2 separate regions of the Mus musculus genome follow, and region 1 is linked to region 2. Evidence: chromatin loops called from intact Hi-C (ENCODE). Cell type or tissue: heart. All regions are shown on one strand. Links, peaks and the distances in the headings refer to the core of each region. The heading gives the core; the rest is flanking DNA.

Evidence for each region. Peaks named below come from ENCODE experiments on the same cell type or tissue, not always from the same donor. Only the 100,000 strongest peaks of a DNase experiment are listed, where the experiment ranks them.
Region 1: it touches region 2 in a loop (7-fold over the local background); 2 of 42 quality-filtered maps call a loop at or near these places.

The regions. Positions count from the first base shown.
Region 1 is chr1:149,385,319-149,393,665 of GRCm38, forward strand. No RefSeq gene overlaps it. Among named protein-coding and RNA genes, the nearest start is that of Gm29398, 60 kb to the right of the region's middle. In heart, for the core only: no CTCF peak of the experiment used is centred there; a DNase peak (open chromatin) is centred at 3,573.
Region 2 is chr1:150,190,724-150,199,070 of GRCm38, forward strand. No RefSeq gene overlaps it. Among named protein-coding and RNA genes, the nearest start is that of Ptgs2os2, 30 kb to the left of the region's middle. In heart, for the core only: no CTCF peak of the experiment used is centred there; no DNase peak of the experiment used is centred there.

The sequences.
Region 1 (8,347 bases), core at 270-8,269, 810 kb before region 2:
GACAATGATGAGTTCCATGTCATATGCTGACCCTGGACACCTCATGTAAGTCTGTGATTCATACCCCTGCATGTGGAAAAGGTTTCTATACACTTCCCCCTACACCTTTCCAGAAATAGCATCTTGTTTTATTGTGTTTCATTAACTATAATTAATTACTCAGTAGTAATACATTGTTGATTAAAGGCAATAGTTTAATGTTCACTTAGTTCTACATAGTTCTTTGGATTTTTGATAAATGCATAAGTCATGTGATCAGCCTTCCAGATAGTTTCGCTTTTCTTTGTGTTTACATCTACAGTCCCTTCCTTTAATCCATAAAATCCTAGCAAAATTAGGTCTTTGCAGTGTTTTTGTTTGTTTGTTTGTTTGTTTTTACAGAAGACCAGATATTTGGAGTGATATGGCTGATAACCGGTTCAGACTGGCTTCTCTCACTCAGCAATGTGCATTTAAATTTTCTTTACATCGTTTTCATCCAGAGTTAAACAACATTCAAGTCCATGAATCTAGCACACGCAGTCCATTCATTCTCTTACCAAGATACCTTTTAGTCATTTGAATAAATATCGATGAAATTGTAAAAAATTTCAGCATGTAAACTTTGTATTGAAATACATGTCAGTATCAATTAAATAAATAAATACAAGCTAAATGGTGTGTTGAAATACATTTAGATTTAAAAATGTGACCAACTACCTTCCAAGATGTCTGCTACTTTTTTTTTTAAAGGCCAGCAACACATGAGTGTTACAATTATTTCAAAACTTACCTAAAAGTGATATTTTTTCCAGTTTTTTTTTGGGGGGGGCGGGGGGCATGTTGATGGATGTTTTGTTTTGTTTTGTTTTGTTTTGTTGTTTTTGTGTTTTTGTTTGTTTGTTTGTTTTACTTTTGGTGTTCGTCATCCTGATAATTTTGTAGTATTGCTGTGGTATCATTGTTTAACTTGCAAAGGTAGGATCATAAATGAGCTCATTGTCTTTCTTCATGCTCTTTCAGTTATAATTTTGGTAATGTGCCTGTTCAGATCCTCTTTGCCTTTTTTATGAATTAAGCTTTTTTCTCCTTTTATCCATTTTGCATGTTTGTCAGGTATCTCAGATATAAATATTTTCATATGTTGTGCTTATATTTTTCCATGCCTCTGGTTTGTCTTTGTATATTATTTTGGTTGAAAGGAAATTTTAGCTTAAGTCCACTCTATATGATTCACCTTCAAGCATCAGACTTGAGTGCAATGTGAGAGTCTCCTCAACTATCCCATCAGCACTGAGACTTTCCTGTGCTGTGTCTTCTCTAAGCTTTGTTGTTTGAAGTTTACATCCAACTCTTTGCTCCCTACTTAGTTACTTCTTGCAGAAAGCATAAAGATATTTCAAGATCCATGCATTTATATATAAATGATGGCCTATGTCCCAGCATAATTTGTTTGAAGTAACTTTCACACTTAAGCCCAGGGAAGCAAGTAGGCTAACTGAAACCACTACAATCCTGCAGATCCATCCTCAGTCTCATCCAAGACTCTTTATGAGCACAGGTGCTGTTGCCTCATCTTCCTACCTGCTTCATCTCCAGAGGATGATATGAATCTTGCTCTACAACTGCCCCCCCTAACCTCATGGCTTTATCCTAGCCCAGAATTCCAACTTGCATTCCTTGGGTACCTTCAGGCTCCTGGGGCCAAGAAAGCAAGTACGCTAACTGTAGCTCTCCACCTCTCCTCCAAATCCAATATTCTAGTCTTGCCCATAACTCTATAGCAGACTACCTTCTGTGGCCTCCCTTTACATTCTGCCCCCATCCCCAGAAGATCACACAGATCTTCTCCAAATCCCTTCCTACTCATCCTGATATATTAGACTCCAAATCCAGCAAGTATTCCCTACAGAGAATGAAGCAAGCTTCAGATCTTCACTCACCTACTTCTCTTCCAAATCCAGTTACCCAGTCTTTTCTCCAGCTCTGGAACACACTACCTGCTGTAACCTCTTCTTGTTCTGACTTCATTCCCAGGAGATTAAGCACATTCTGGTAGAACACTCTCCTGTAGACACCTTCAGCCCCACACCAACCCCCAATTCTAAACCATCCTATTTCCTTACTGTCAGCTCTCAATATCTAAAAGCACATTTTACCAGGAAATCCCAGTGGCCATACCTAGGAGGATGCCAGAAAAATTCACTACCAGGCAAGACACAACTGAGTCCTCCATCGTTCTAAGAACCAAGAGGGCAGTAGAAATGGAGGAACAAAATTCCCATTCAACAAAGAAACACCACGTTTTCGCCATTAGAATTGCAATCTTCCCAAACACATATGGCTAGATGACAGGAAAATATGAATCAATGACTCCCAAGACAACATGTCTCCACTACACTTGACCAACCCTGACAGAATAAGCCCTGAGAATAGCACCAGCTGAAGAAAATGACAAAAACCATAAAATAGCCTTTTAAAAGGATATATTTTCTTAAAGAGGAAATTAATGAATCCATTGGAAAAAATCTATGACAACATAAGCAAGCAGTGGAAGGAAATGAATAAAATAATCTAAGGTCTGAACATGAAACTATAATCAATAAAGAACAAAACTAAGGAAAGTCTGGAAATAAAAGAAGAAGAAGAAGAAGAAGAAGAAGAAGAAGAAGAAGAAGAAGAAGAAGAAGAAGAAGAAACATTAGGAATATAAAGAGGAACCTGAAAGCAAGCATTATAAACAGAATATGAGAGGTGGAAGGGAGAACAGAATACCAGGTGTGGAAGACAATATAGAAAATGTAGATACTTTGGTCTGAGACAATGTTAAATCTGAACAAAACAAAACAAAACAAAGGAAAGCAAAACAAAAACAAATCACACAAAACATCCACAAAATCAAGATCAAATCTAAGGATAACATGACTAGAGGGAAAAAACCTAGGTCAATGATCCAGAAAATATTATTAAAAAATCAGAGAAGAAAATTTCCCTCATCTAAAGAGGGAGACTCATATCAAAGTACAAGAAGCATACACGATGCTAAATGAAGAGAGGATGCTAGATGAAGAAATGGCTTATCACAGCATCTAACTTGTCTTCATGATAAAAGCCCTGAAGAGATTAGTGATTCAAAGGGCATACTCCAACATAATAAGACAATTTCCAGAAAGCCCTTAGCCAACATCAAATTAAATGGATAAAAACTCAAAGCAATTTTGTTAACATCAGGAACAAGACAGGGTTGTTCATTCTTTCTATACCTATTCAGTATAGTACTTCAAGTATTTGCAAGATTAATATGACAATTTAAGAAGATCAAGGAGATAAAAATTGGAAAGGAAGAGTTCAAAGTATCTTAATTTTCAGATTATATGCATAAATGACCCTAGAAATTCCACCAGGAAACTCATACTACTGTTAAACACATGCATTGAAGTAGCTAGATGCAAAATTTCTTGCATGTACTTTTAAAAACAGGATTGCTCTTTTGCCCAGGGCCGTGCTCTGGGCTTTGCTCCGAGATCTCACTTCTGAGATCACATTCCTGACAGCTCTTGCTCTGACTTAGCTCATCCAATTGCCAGCTGGTGCCTATCCCAGGAGCTCAGCCAGCACTCTGACCTCTCCCAGTTGAGCTCTGAGATTAGCTTCAACCCCATCTGCCCATTTCCAAGTCACCAACAACTGCTCTGTCTTCTCTCTTTCCCCTGACCACCTAAGCTCAGTGGAACAAAAACATTAGACTGCTTTATTATTTTAAAACTTGCCAGATAGCACAAATGCTAGGCGATGACTTTCTGGCCCAAGCCTCATCAGCTAGCCAATTCAAGCCATCTGCCAGTGGCGGAGGCCACTGTTTCTGGTAGTCCTAAGACCTTACATGACTGTTGCATCCTACTCTTTCCAAAGTTTGGTCCAATGTGATTTCCTTTTTCTCTGCATCTCTTCTCTCTCCTGGGACTCAAAAATCCCACCCTTTTCTCTTCTCCCAGCAATTAGCTCTCACCTTCTTTATTGGCCAAATCAAGAACCAATTAGGGAACCAGATTTTATTATCAGCTCCCCCCCCCCAAAAAATTAATTCACAAGAATCAGTAGTCTTCCTGTACACAAATGACAAGTTGAATGACAAAGACCCAGAAAGACAAATATAGTAAGTATTTGCTTGCATGTGGACATTAGCTGTTTCCCCTTTGTTTCTTATGCCTTTTCTTGGGTTCTTTGACTTCTATTTGTTCTTTCCTATTCATCTGTGTTAGGATTTTTTCTTTGTTTGTTTACTTTGCCTTGCCTTGTCTTGCCTTGCCTTGTCTTGTCTCCTCTTTTCTCCACTCGCCTCACCTCACCTCACCTCACCTCATCTCATCTCATCTCATCTCATCTCATCTTATCTTATCTATCTTATCTTAATTGCTGTCCCTTGGAAGCATTTGTTTTCAGTTAGTGAAGAAAATAGTTAATCCTGAAACAATGGAAGATAAGACAAACTGGAAGGAATAGAAGGAGCAGAAACTCTATTACATGATAAATAAATCTATTTTCAACAACAGGAAAATAGAAATGAAAATAAAGTAAATTTCACAAAGTAGGTAATATGATAAAGGCAATATAACCAATAATCTGTATTCCTTTATCAAAGAACCATTGTTATGTTTTAGTATGTTCTATTTCCTAGATATAATATTCATTTCTATTGAGCTATTTACCCATACTTTCTTATAACATAATATTTGTTTAATTTTCAATATATATATATTCATATATATATATTTCTTTGTATATGAGTGTGAATGTGAAGTTGATTATTGCATGTGAGCATATAGGTGTTTGGGCATATATATACACATTTGGAGTATGTATTCACTTTGTCCTTCTCTAACCTCCAAATGTGTGTGTGTCTGTGTGTCTGTGCGTGTGTGTGTGTATACACAAATATTTATCCTTCATTATTATTTTATTGTTTACTCTTAACATCTGAGCTATTAGCCTAGTTCCCCAGCAGTAACATTTTTTTTTGTGCTAGAATGAGGGCACAAGCAATCAGGGTATCTTTCTGAGCATAAATATAGTGCCCAAACATACCTCAATCTCCTATAATGTTCTGAGTCCAAGGGAAAATAATGTGCAAAACATACATATACATGGTTCTTCTGGAGGAACTCATGTTATATAACATCGCCAGTGAACAGATAAATAATGAAGTAGCAAAATCAGTCAAAGAAACAAACAAACAAAACAAGAGGGGAAAAAATACCCTCCACGTGCTATTGTTCTGGAAATAATGGAAGCCATGTTATTCTATATTGTGCTTATTTGAAAATACAAACAGCTGAGCTTTTCAACAACTGTAGAAAAAAAATCTCAGTTTAAATATCAGTAAGACCTCTGCTAACAATTTTAAGAGTTTAATATACTGTTTGTGAGTAGAATTATTCAGTAATTTCACTCAAAATACATTGAAAGGTAACCTTCCTTTATTATTACCACCAGCCAAGGGCAATTTTTGTATTATACACACCGTGAATGCTAGAGCTGTGTGGACTTAAGGAAGCTTGAATTACTTGTGACTCTGTGATACCAGTGTTAACAGCTAACACAAGATGGGAACATAAACTAATTTAGTTTATGTATTGTGTGACATGAGGCAGTAAGTAGTAGTTTAATAACTACTTCTACAGAATAGCTTGCTACAGACTGAGTAAATATTTTATTGTCAGATTAACCAAAGTTGACCTAGCAGTTTAATACAAGATTTTAAAAAGTTGTGATATACAAATGTACCAATATAATTATAACAAGAATATGGTTTTGAATATATTATAATAAGCAAAATTTTATTTATTTATTTATTTTAATTAGATATTTTCTTTATATACATTTCAAATTTCAAAAACTAAATACATGAGGTTATATTTATATAAAAAATACTCAGATATTAATTCTTTTTTATTAGATATTTTCTCTATTTACATTTCAAATGCTATCCCAAAAGTTCCCTTAACCATCCTCCGGCCCTGCTCCCCTACCTACACACTCCCATTTCTTGGTCCTGGCATTCCCCTGTACTAGGGCATATAAATTTTGCAATATCAAGGAGTCTCTCTTCTAAGTGATGGCCGACTAGGCCATCTTCTGCTACATATGCAGGTAGAGACACTAGCTCTGGGGGTACTGATTAGTTCATATTGTTGTACCACCTAAAGGGTTGCAAAACCCTTCAGCTCCTTGGATACTTTCTCTAGCTCCTCCATTGTGGGCCTTGTGTTCCATCCAATAGATGACTGTGAGCATCCATTTCTATATTTGCCAGGCAATGGTATAGCCTCACAAGAGACAGCTATATCAGGGTCTTTTTCAGCAAAATCTTGCTGGCATATGCAATAGTGTCTGCATTTGGTGGCTGATTATGGGATGGATCGCCAGGTGGGATAGTCTCTGGATGGTCCATCTTTGCATCTTAGCTCCAAACTTTGTCTCTATAACTCCTTCCATGGGTATTTTGTTCCCTGTTCTAAGGAGGAATGAAGTATCCACACGTTGGTCTTCCTTCTTGATTTTCTTGTGTTTTGCAAATTGTATCTTGGGTATTCTAAGTTTCTGGGCTAATATCCACTTATCAGTGAGTGCATATCAAGTGACTTCCTTTGTGATTGGGTTATGTCACTCAGGATGATATCATCCACATACATCCATTTGCCCAAGAATTTCATAAATTCATTGTTTTTAATAGCAGAGTAGTACTCCGTTGTGTAAATGTACCACATTTTCTGTATCCATTCCTTTGTTGAGGGACATCTGGGTTCTTTCCAGCTTCTGGCTATTATAAATAAGGCTTCTATAAACATAGTGGAGCATGTGTCCTTATTACTAGTTGGAACATCTTCTGGGTATATGCCCAGAAGAGGTATTGCCAGATCTTCCGGTAGTACTACATCCAACTTTCTTTCTTTCTTTCTTTCTTTCTTTCTTTCTTTCTTTCTTTCTTTCTTTCTTTCTTTCCTTCTTTCTTTCTTTCCTTCTCTCTCTCTCTCTCTCTCTCTCTCTCTCTTCCTTTTTTTTTTCTTCTAAGGGACCACAAGAGTGATTTCCAGAGTGGTTGTACAAGCTTGCAATCCCACCAGCAATGGAGGAGCGTTCCTCTTTCTCTACATCCTCGCCAGCATCTGCTGTCACCTGAATTTTTGATCTTAGCTATTCTGACTGGTGTGAGGTGGAATCTCAGGGTTGTTTTGATTTGCATTTCTCTGATGATTAAGGATGCTGAACATTTTTTCAGGTGCTTCTCAGCCATTCGGTATTCCTCAGGTGAGAACACTTTGTTTAGCTCTGTACCCCACTTTTTAATAGGATTATTTGAATTTCTGGAGTCCAGCTTCCTGAGCTCTTTGTATATATTGGATATTAGTCCTCTATCAGATTTAGGATTGGTAAAAATACTTTCCAAATCTCTTGGTGGCCCTTTTGTCTTATTGACAGTATCTTTTGCCTTATAGAAGCTTTGCAATTTTATGAGGTCCCATTTGTTGATTCTTGATCTTACAGACAAGCCATTGCTGTTCTGTTCAGGAATTTCTCCCCTGTGCCCATATCTTGGATGCTTTTCCTGATTTTCTCCTCTACACATTTCGGTGTATATAGTTTTAAGTGGAGGTCTTTGATCCACTTAGACTTGAGCTTTGTACAAGGAGATAAGAATGGATCAATTCGAATTCTTCTACATGATAACTGCCAGCTGTGCTGGCACCATTTGTTGAAAATGGTGTCTTTTTTTCCACTGGATGGTTTTAGCTCCCTTGTCAAAGATCAAGTGACCATAAGTGTGTAGGTTCATTTCTGGGTCTTCAATCCTATTCCATTTATCTACCTGTCTGTCGATGTACCAGTACCATGCAGTTTTTATCATGATTGCTCTGTAGTACAGCTTTAGGTCAGACATGGTGATTCCACTAGAGGTTCTTTTATTGCTGAGAATAGTTTTTACTATCCTATGTTGGGAGCCGCGCCCACATTCGCCGTTACAAGATGGCGCTGACAGCTGTGTTCTAAGTGGTAAACAAATAATCTGCGCATGTGCCGAGGGTGGTTCTTCACTCCATGTGCTCTGCCTTCCCCGTGACGTCAACTCGGCCGATGGGCTGCAGCCAATCAGGGAGTGACACGTCCTAGGCGAAGGAGAATTCTCTTTAATAGGGACGGGGTTTCGTTTTCTCTCTCTCTTGCTTCTTGCTCTCTTGCTTCTTGCACTCTGGCTCCTGAAGATGTAAGCAATAAAGCTTTGCCGCAGAAGATTCTGGTCTGTGGTGTCTTTCCTGGCCGGTCGTGAGAACGCGTCTAATAACAATTGGTGCCGAATTCCGGGACGAGA
Region 2 (8,347 bases), core at 141-8,140:
CATCACTTCTGTTAGTTTCAGTGTGTCCCTGTTTAGTTTCTGTTTCCATGATCTGTCCATTGGTGAAAGTGGTGTGTTGAAGTCTCCCACTATTATTGTGTGAGATGCAATGTGTGCTTTGAGCTTTACTAAAGTTTCTTTAATGAATGTGGCTGCCCTTGTATTTGGAGCATAGATATTCAGAATTGAGAGTTCCTCTCGGAGGATTTTACCTTTGATGAGAATGAAGTGCCCCTCCTTTTCTTTTTTGATGACTTTGGGTTGGAAGTCAATCTGTTTAGCATTTTAAAACACCATTTACAGCACACAACTAGATTATTTGTGCTGGAACAGGGGAAACTGTGTGTTTTAAGACTTTGCCCTACAGCAGCTAGTTGGGCCCACGTGGGCCAATGATTGGCTGGGAGGATGAGAAAAATGACTTTACAATTATGTTTTTCTGGCCAAAGAATTGTCTTGGGCACAACTAATATTTAATTACCAATGAATATAATTAATAATGATTATAAAAGCTTTTTAAAAATTTTTTTGTAAAACCTTTTGTAGTAAACTAAAACCCTAAGTAATAAAAGGATATTGTCTTTGAATCCTTTGGGTGAGAGTAAGGATTTAAGGTAAACTTCTTTTGAGAAGCATTAGTTAATAAAAATGCTTTCTACTTGGGAAACAATATACACTGAAAGATTAAAACTCTTGGCTTCTTGTATAGAAGCAGAAACAATAAAAATTTTTTTACATAATGTAAAGTTACATTAGCCATACCTAGAGGCAAAATTTTCTAGTAATTACCAGCTTACTAGAAGTAAAACTCTTTGAATTTAAGCATTATTCTAAACATCTGAATAGATCTGTAACACTGTTAAAAAGAAATTCTCTTGAGCATAGGGAAAAACTTTCTCAGGCACTGTTTGTAAAACACAAAAAGGCCACAAGCCACTCTGGGGCTCCCTTGAGCCCTGTATTGACTCAAAGGTAAAATAATTTTTAATCTGAGCATCTTGGCCCTTTTGTAATAAGGATCGATTTTAGAGGAACAATATAACAATCTACGCCTCTAATTTTTGATACTCTATCTTAAGATGACTTACAGTTAAAATGTTTTTTATAACTTTAGTGTTGTGAAAACATTGTCCATACTGTAGTTTTTTGTCAGGCGGCAACTATAGCCAAACTGATTGTTTGAGAGTCTAATCTATTTACAAAGACAAACATAACTAGATAACTTTGTCACAGTTTTGTATGAAGTAAGCTGTATTAGCACTTTTAAAAGATGATTACTCTTATAATTATCTTAATTAACAATATATGGGTGAATTAAAGATCTTAAATTTGAAATCAAACTGCAAACTGCAGTCAATGGAACACTGGCAATTTTAACCATAATTTTTAAGTTTTTGTTGCAATATTAGAATATATCTATAACTTTTGGAAAGCAAAACCTAAGTTTAAAACAATTTATCATCTTTAAAATCAATATTAGAAGCATTACTATCATATTACAAAGTTTGGCTATCAATTAATACCTATGAATACCTATTAAAGCAAGCTTTAATGTTTTAATAAAGAGGCATTGCTTTAAATCTTATCTTAAATTTTACTATTTAGGATAGGAACCACATTAATTATTATCTAAACTAGAAATATCTTTAGAGACCCAGCCTCTTGGCCTGCCTTATGCCACGTGTTGGAAGGACTCTAAACTTGAGTTATCAAATTTAACACTAACCATTTGTAGCAATGTAACAATTATTAATCTTAACCAACAACTTATGAGCTGAATGTGAAAACACTCAGAGCACATTACCAATAAAAAAGGAACCAAATGAAGCAGTTACATTTAGACCAATCAGAGAATATTAATTTTTGTAGCTACAATCATAGAATAAAAGGAACTTTACCATTTGTCAAACACATTAGTCACAAACCATTTATCAGCTTTTTTACCCTGAAACTAAGAGGCTGTGCACTCGCCCTTTTTTCCTAAAACGAACAGTTTTTCTAGCAGGGGCCCTCCTGCCATGTGTCTGATTCTTGGCTGAAGCACGTGGCAGCTCTCGGCTTTGCAGATAAAGTTTTTTATACCATCTTTATTATCCAACATAAAACATAGAACATTCATTTATACAGACTGGACACGAACATACATGAATTGAACACGAGAACAGATTGGTGCACCAGACATTAGACAAGACACAAAAGGGGACACAGTACTGCTTTTGCTATAAGGCCCAGAGAGAACAAAGTATGGCACTCCTGAAATTTCTCTTTGCTTGTTGGGACAATTTTCTCCCTCATGATGCAATCCGCCTGATTATTAATTTCCTTTTAATAAACCCTTTCTTTTCTCACGCCTAAAAATGTAGCTTCGGAGAGCCAAGGCCTACTGCCTGTTACAGTTCCCAGCTCCTCTTAAGCTTCACTGCTGAACCTAAGTGAACCAGCGCTCGGGTTTAACGCTGTTTCAGCTTAGCCCATACCTTCTCCGGTATGAATTTTCTTTATCCTTTAATTATTTTCTTCTTCCATGGAGCTCTAAACCAGCAGTGCCTCTTCCAAAAATCCTTTGCCATTTCTCAGTCCCGCGTTGGTTTGCCAAATGTTGTGTCCGGCCAGCAGATCACAGCCTGGGTTTTAGCCTGGAAAGGCATTTTGGAAACCTGGAAGAGAAGAGGGGCTAGGCGGCGAGAGAAAGAAATGCAGCTAAGACAGGTATTCTGATCAAAGCTCAATTTTACTGTTCCACACGCAGTTATAAAGCAGGGAAAGGGGACCCAATTCCCGCCAAATAATCTCGTAATCCAGTAACAGGGTGAGCACAAGTATGGCTCCAAACAACAAAGCAACACGTTCCAACAGTGGGCATGACAAAACGATTAAGCAAAAAACTCCACCCCTGAACAAGCAGGTTTCAGGCTGGGGGAGGGGAGACTACACCCAAGATAAAAGATACAATTTGCTAAACACATGAGACTCAAGAAGAACAAAGACCAAAGTGTGGACACTTTGCCCCTTCTTAGAATTGGGAAGAAAACACCCATGGAAGGAGTTACAGAGACAAAGTTTGGAGCTGAGACGAAAGGATGAACCATGTAGAGACTGCCATATCCGGGGATCCATCCCATAATCAGCTTCCAAACGCTGACACCACTGCATACACTAGCAAGATTTTATCGAAAGGACCCAGATATAGCTGTCTCTTGTGAGACTATGCCGGGGTCTAGCAAACACAGAAGTGGATGCTCACAGTCAGCTATTGGATGGATCACAGGGCCCCCAATGGAGGAGCTAGAGAAAATACCCAAGGAGCTAAAGGGATCTGCAACCCTATAGGTGGAACAACATTATGAACTAACCAGTACCCCTGAGCTCTTGACTTTAGCTGCATATGTATCAAAAGATGGCCTAGTTGGCCATCACTGGAAAGAGAGGCCCATTGGACTTGAAAACTTTATATGCTCCAGTACAGGGGAACGCCAGGGCCAAAAAGGGGGAGTGGATGGGTAGGGGAGTGGGGGGGGGGTAGGTATGGGGGACTTTTGGGATAGCATTGGAAATGTAAATGAGGAAAATACCTAATAAAAAAATTTTTAAAAAAAGAAAGAAAAGACAGGTCATCATAAAAAAAAAATTCAAGTGACAGCAGATGCTGGTGAGGATGTGGAGAAAGACGAACATTCCTCCATTGTTGGTGGGATTACAAGCTTGTACAACCACTCTGGAAGTCAGTCAGGCGGTTCCTCAGAAAACTGGACATAGTAGTACTGGAAGATCCAGCAATATATCTCCTGGGCATATACCCAGAAGATGTTCCAACTGGTAATAAGGACACATGCTCCACTATGTTCATAGCAGCCTTATTTATAATAGCCAGAAGCTGGAAAGAACCCAGATGTCCCTCAATAGAGGAATGGATACAGAAAATATGGTACATTTACACAATGGAGTACTACTCAGCTATTAAAAACAATGAATTTATGAAATTCGTAGGCCAATGGATATATCTGGATGATATCATCCTGAGTGAGGTAACTCAATCACAAAAGAAGTCACTTGATATGCACTCACTGATAAGTGGATATTACCCAGAAACTTAGAATACCCAAGATACAATTTGCAAAACACAAGAAAATCAAGAAGGAAGACCAACATGTGTGTACTTCATTCCTCCTTAGAATAGGGAACAAAATACCCATGGACGGAGTTTCAGAGACAAAGTTTGGAGCTAAGACGAAAGGATGGACCATCCAGAGATTACTCCACCTGGGGATTCAACCCATAATCAGCACTGAACCCAGACACTATTGCATATGTCAGCAATATTTTGCTGAAAGGACCCTGATATAGCTGTCTCAAGTGAGGCTATGCCTGGCAAATACAGAAGTGGATGCTCACAGTCAGCTAATGGATGGAACACAAGTCCCCTAATGGAGGAGCTAGAGAAAGTACCCAAGGAGCTGAAGGGTTCTGCAATCCTATAGGTGGAACAACAAATGAACTAACTAGTACCCCCAGAGCTCATGTCTCTAGCTGCATATGTAGCAAAAGATGGCCTAATGGGCCATCATTGGGAAGAGAGGCCCCTAGGTCTTGCACACTTTATATGCCCCAGTACAGGGGAACGCCAGGGCCAAGAAGTGGGAGTGGGTGTGTAGGGGAGCAGGGTGGGTGGAGGGTATAGAGAACTTTTGGGATAGCATGTGATATGTAAATAAAGAAAATATCTAATTAAAAAAAGAAAAAAGAAAAATAAAGAAGATTAATAAAATCATGATATTTGCAGAAAATAGATATTCCTAGAATTATTATGTCCAGTGAATTAGTCAGATTCTGAGAGACAAACACAATTACTTTCTCCCATCTGCAAACCTTAATTTCAATTATGTGCATGAGATTATTTATACATTTGTGGTTTTGGATCATGAATGAGCATAGAAGGAATCACAAGAGAGAAGGGAGATATGTCCCCAGAAGAGAGGAACAGAAGGGCATGGAAAATGGAATATGAAATGAGGACTGAGGTGAGAAATTACAATAAAGTATAACATATAGACATACAGACATGTGGAGATCCAGAATAAAACCTACTTACTTAGTACATTAGCCTAAGATTTTTTTAAAGAAAAGATAAGCTGTAGAAACGATTACTGACATGGGGTTGGAAGTGTAAGTCAGTGAAGGGAATGTGACCTTGCCTTACACATTGTTCTCAACTCAATCTGTAACAATGTAAAATAACACAAGTAACAAATTGTACAATGATTTGTGTTGTATAAGATACCTTTACAGCTCTTCATCTACAAACCAAACACATGCATTTAATATATGAGAAAGTGTATTAAGAATTTAAAGTACAAAAAAAGAATTTAAAGTACATATATTCTATTTCATTTAAAACAAAAAAATTCAGTATGTGTTCACATAAGCACTATGTGAAAATTACTATGTTTATTTAATGGCTCCTAAAGTAAGAAAGGATTAGTAAGAAGAGAGACTATTTTACATTGTACAAATTTGATTTATAGCTTCACAGAAGATATCTGGATTATTCAATTTATTTCTTCATTCTATCCATTGTAATCAATTGTTGTATGTCTGGTACAGAAAGGTCTAGTCTCACATAAGTAAATACTTGGGAGGAAGAGAATCAATTTTTTAGTTAATCATAGGTATTCTTTGTATTCAAAACTTGACAAGTGTTTTCTCTTCTTTATTTTATATTTTGTTTTGAAAAACTATTCCTATGGGCATACCTTCACACTAAAGTTTGTTTCTTTCTCTTATACTTTAATGATTCACTTAATGCTACATTATAGCTGAGGGGTCTCCAGTCTAAACTGTAATGATCCTTTCTTAGACCTCTTAGGTTTGTTTGTTTGTTTGTTTTTAATTGGCATTTTGTATTTTGCTTTCTTTGGGACAGGGTCTTAAGTAGCCTAGGCTATCATAAAAACCTTGCCATAAATACAGAAGTGGATGCTCACAGTTATCTATTGGGTGGAACACAGGGTCCCCAATGAAGGAGCTAGAGAAAGTACCCAAGGAGTTGAAGGGGTCTGAAACCCTATAGGAGAAACAATATGAACTAACCAGTACCCCCAGAGCTTGAGTCTCTAACTGCATATATAGCAGAGGATGGCCTAGTCGGCCATCAGTGGGAGGAGAGGCCCTTGATCTTGTCAAGATTATATGCCCCAGTACAGTGGAATGCCAGGGCCAGGAAGTGGGAATGGGTGGGTTGGGGGGCAGGGCAGGGGAAAGGTATAGGAGATTTTCAGAGAGGAAACTAGGAAACGGGATAGCATTTGAAATGTAAATGAAGAAAACATCTAATAAAAAACAAACAAACAAACAAAAAAAACTTACCATAGTCAATGATGACCATGAACTCATGAACTTCTGGTCCTCTGCCTCTACCTCCCTAGAGGATGGCCTTGTTGGGCATCAATGAGAGAAGAGGCTCTTGGTCCTGCCTGTGAAGGCTTGATGCTCCAGTTTAGGGGAATTTCAGGATGGGAAGGTGGGAGTGGGTGGATGGGTGGAAACACACCCTCATAGAAACAGGAAGAGGGGAATGGGATAGGTGGTTTCTTGGGGAGGGGGATTGGGAAAGAGAATAACATTTGAAATATAAATAAATAAAATATCCAATTAAAATTTAAAAAAAAAACAAAAACAAATATATCCTATTATATGGGCTCCATGCTGCCCTGGGAATCAAATTAAGGTCTTTGTGCATGCTAGGCAAGCAGCCTCCGACTGAGCTACATCACCAGAGAGCTCATAGTATTTTTTAACATATTATTTCCCAAGGGCTTGCCCTATAAAAATACCATCTGGGCCTTCCTTTCTCCATCAGAATATTGTGTAAACCAAAAAGTTTTCATTCAAAACCACGGTAGGGAGTACACACTGGGCAAGAGAAAGACAAATGGTACTTTCTTGAGCACGCAAGGAAATGTAGGGCAATAAAACCTGTTTACACATCCACTTCCTGTATTGCCATATCAGTTCTTCCATCATGATAAACCACCCATACAGATGACTAACTCTAGCATCTTTGTGCATTAAAGCCAGATGCCATCACAGTCTTTAAAAAAAGAAAAAAAATTCCAGAGTCCTTTGTATAACTTTCAACCATGTATATTCTTGCAGGCAAATCCTTAATAAACCATTACTTCATGAAGTGACCTCACACCCCAACTTCTTGAACTCTGAGCATCAATTAAGTCAACATGATGCATATTGGGGAAAACCCCATACATTTTCTGTGTCTGATGATTTCCTAATCGCGCCTTTATTATTTTTAAACATTAGTCAGCTCCATGTTATAATCTTCAGCTACAAAGAATGGTTTCCTAATCTGGATGTGAAGACAGAAGGCTTAATCAGAAAAAGTAAAAATTCAGTTTCAAGTTGTATTCCTCAGAATAGAAATGACAAAGTCTTGAAAATGTAAATATTACTACTCAGAAGGAAGCCTGCCTACAACTGCAGAGCAGTGCTTTTCTCTATGTTCAAGAAGTAAAGAGTAATCTTCAGTAAATCTTTGAAAATACCTCGGTTTCTCATCTTACAAAGAAGAGCCCAGCTTCCCAACTACAGCTATGAAAGTTCTAAATATGGCAGATACAAAACATACACAATGCACTGAGCAGAGGGTCTTTAGGGATTAAGGAGGTGGCTCAGTGGATAAAGGTTCTTGTCACCAAGCCTAGAGACCTGATTCAATCCTCAGAGCCTAAATGAAAACCAACTCCTGCAAGGTTTGTCCTCTGACCTTCGCACACGCATCACAGCTACCCTCCTCAAAGGCAAGTAGGGCTGTGTGAGTTGGGTTAGAACAGACCTCCTCTGTCTCTGTCTGGTTAGAGCAGGCTGCCTCTGGCCCTGGTTAGAGCAGTTCACATGGAATTACAGGCAGAGCTGTGGGGTCATTGAGCAGTTATGCTAATCTGTTAAGGGTACAGGTGGAGGTGCAGACTGGAAGGGTGAAGGGGATCCAGCAGAGGGGGATAGATCCCACCACTTTTGGGTTCTGTGTGGGTTCCAGTTGTCATGTATATTAGGGTAAGGGTCTCACCTTTGTCCCTAGAAAGCAGACCTCCTGGAGATAGACAGGATTGTAGGGTTGGGAAGCAAACATGCCAATCTGCCATGGGTGCAGGTGGAGGTGCGGATCAGAAAGGGCCATAGTAATTTCATATTCAGTTTTATGAGGAATGAGGATAAATTTATATTAAGGAAATGCTTTAACCTTTAAATTATTATTTGCATTCTTTAATTATAACAAGTTATTAGTCATATCAAGCTTTTACCTGTGTTTATAGAATATGATAGTTCAGTGTGT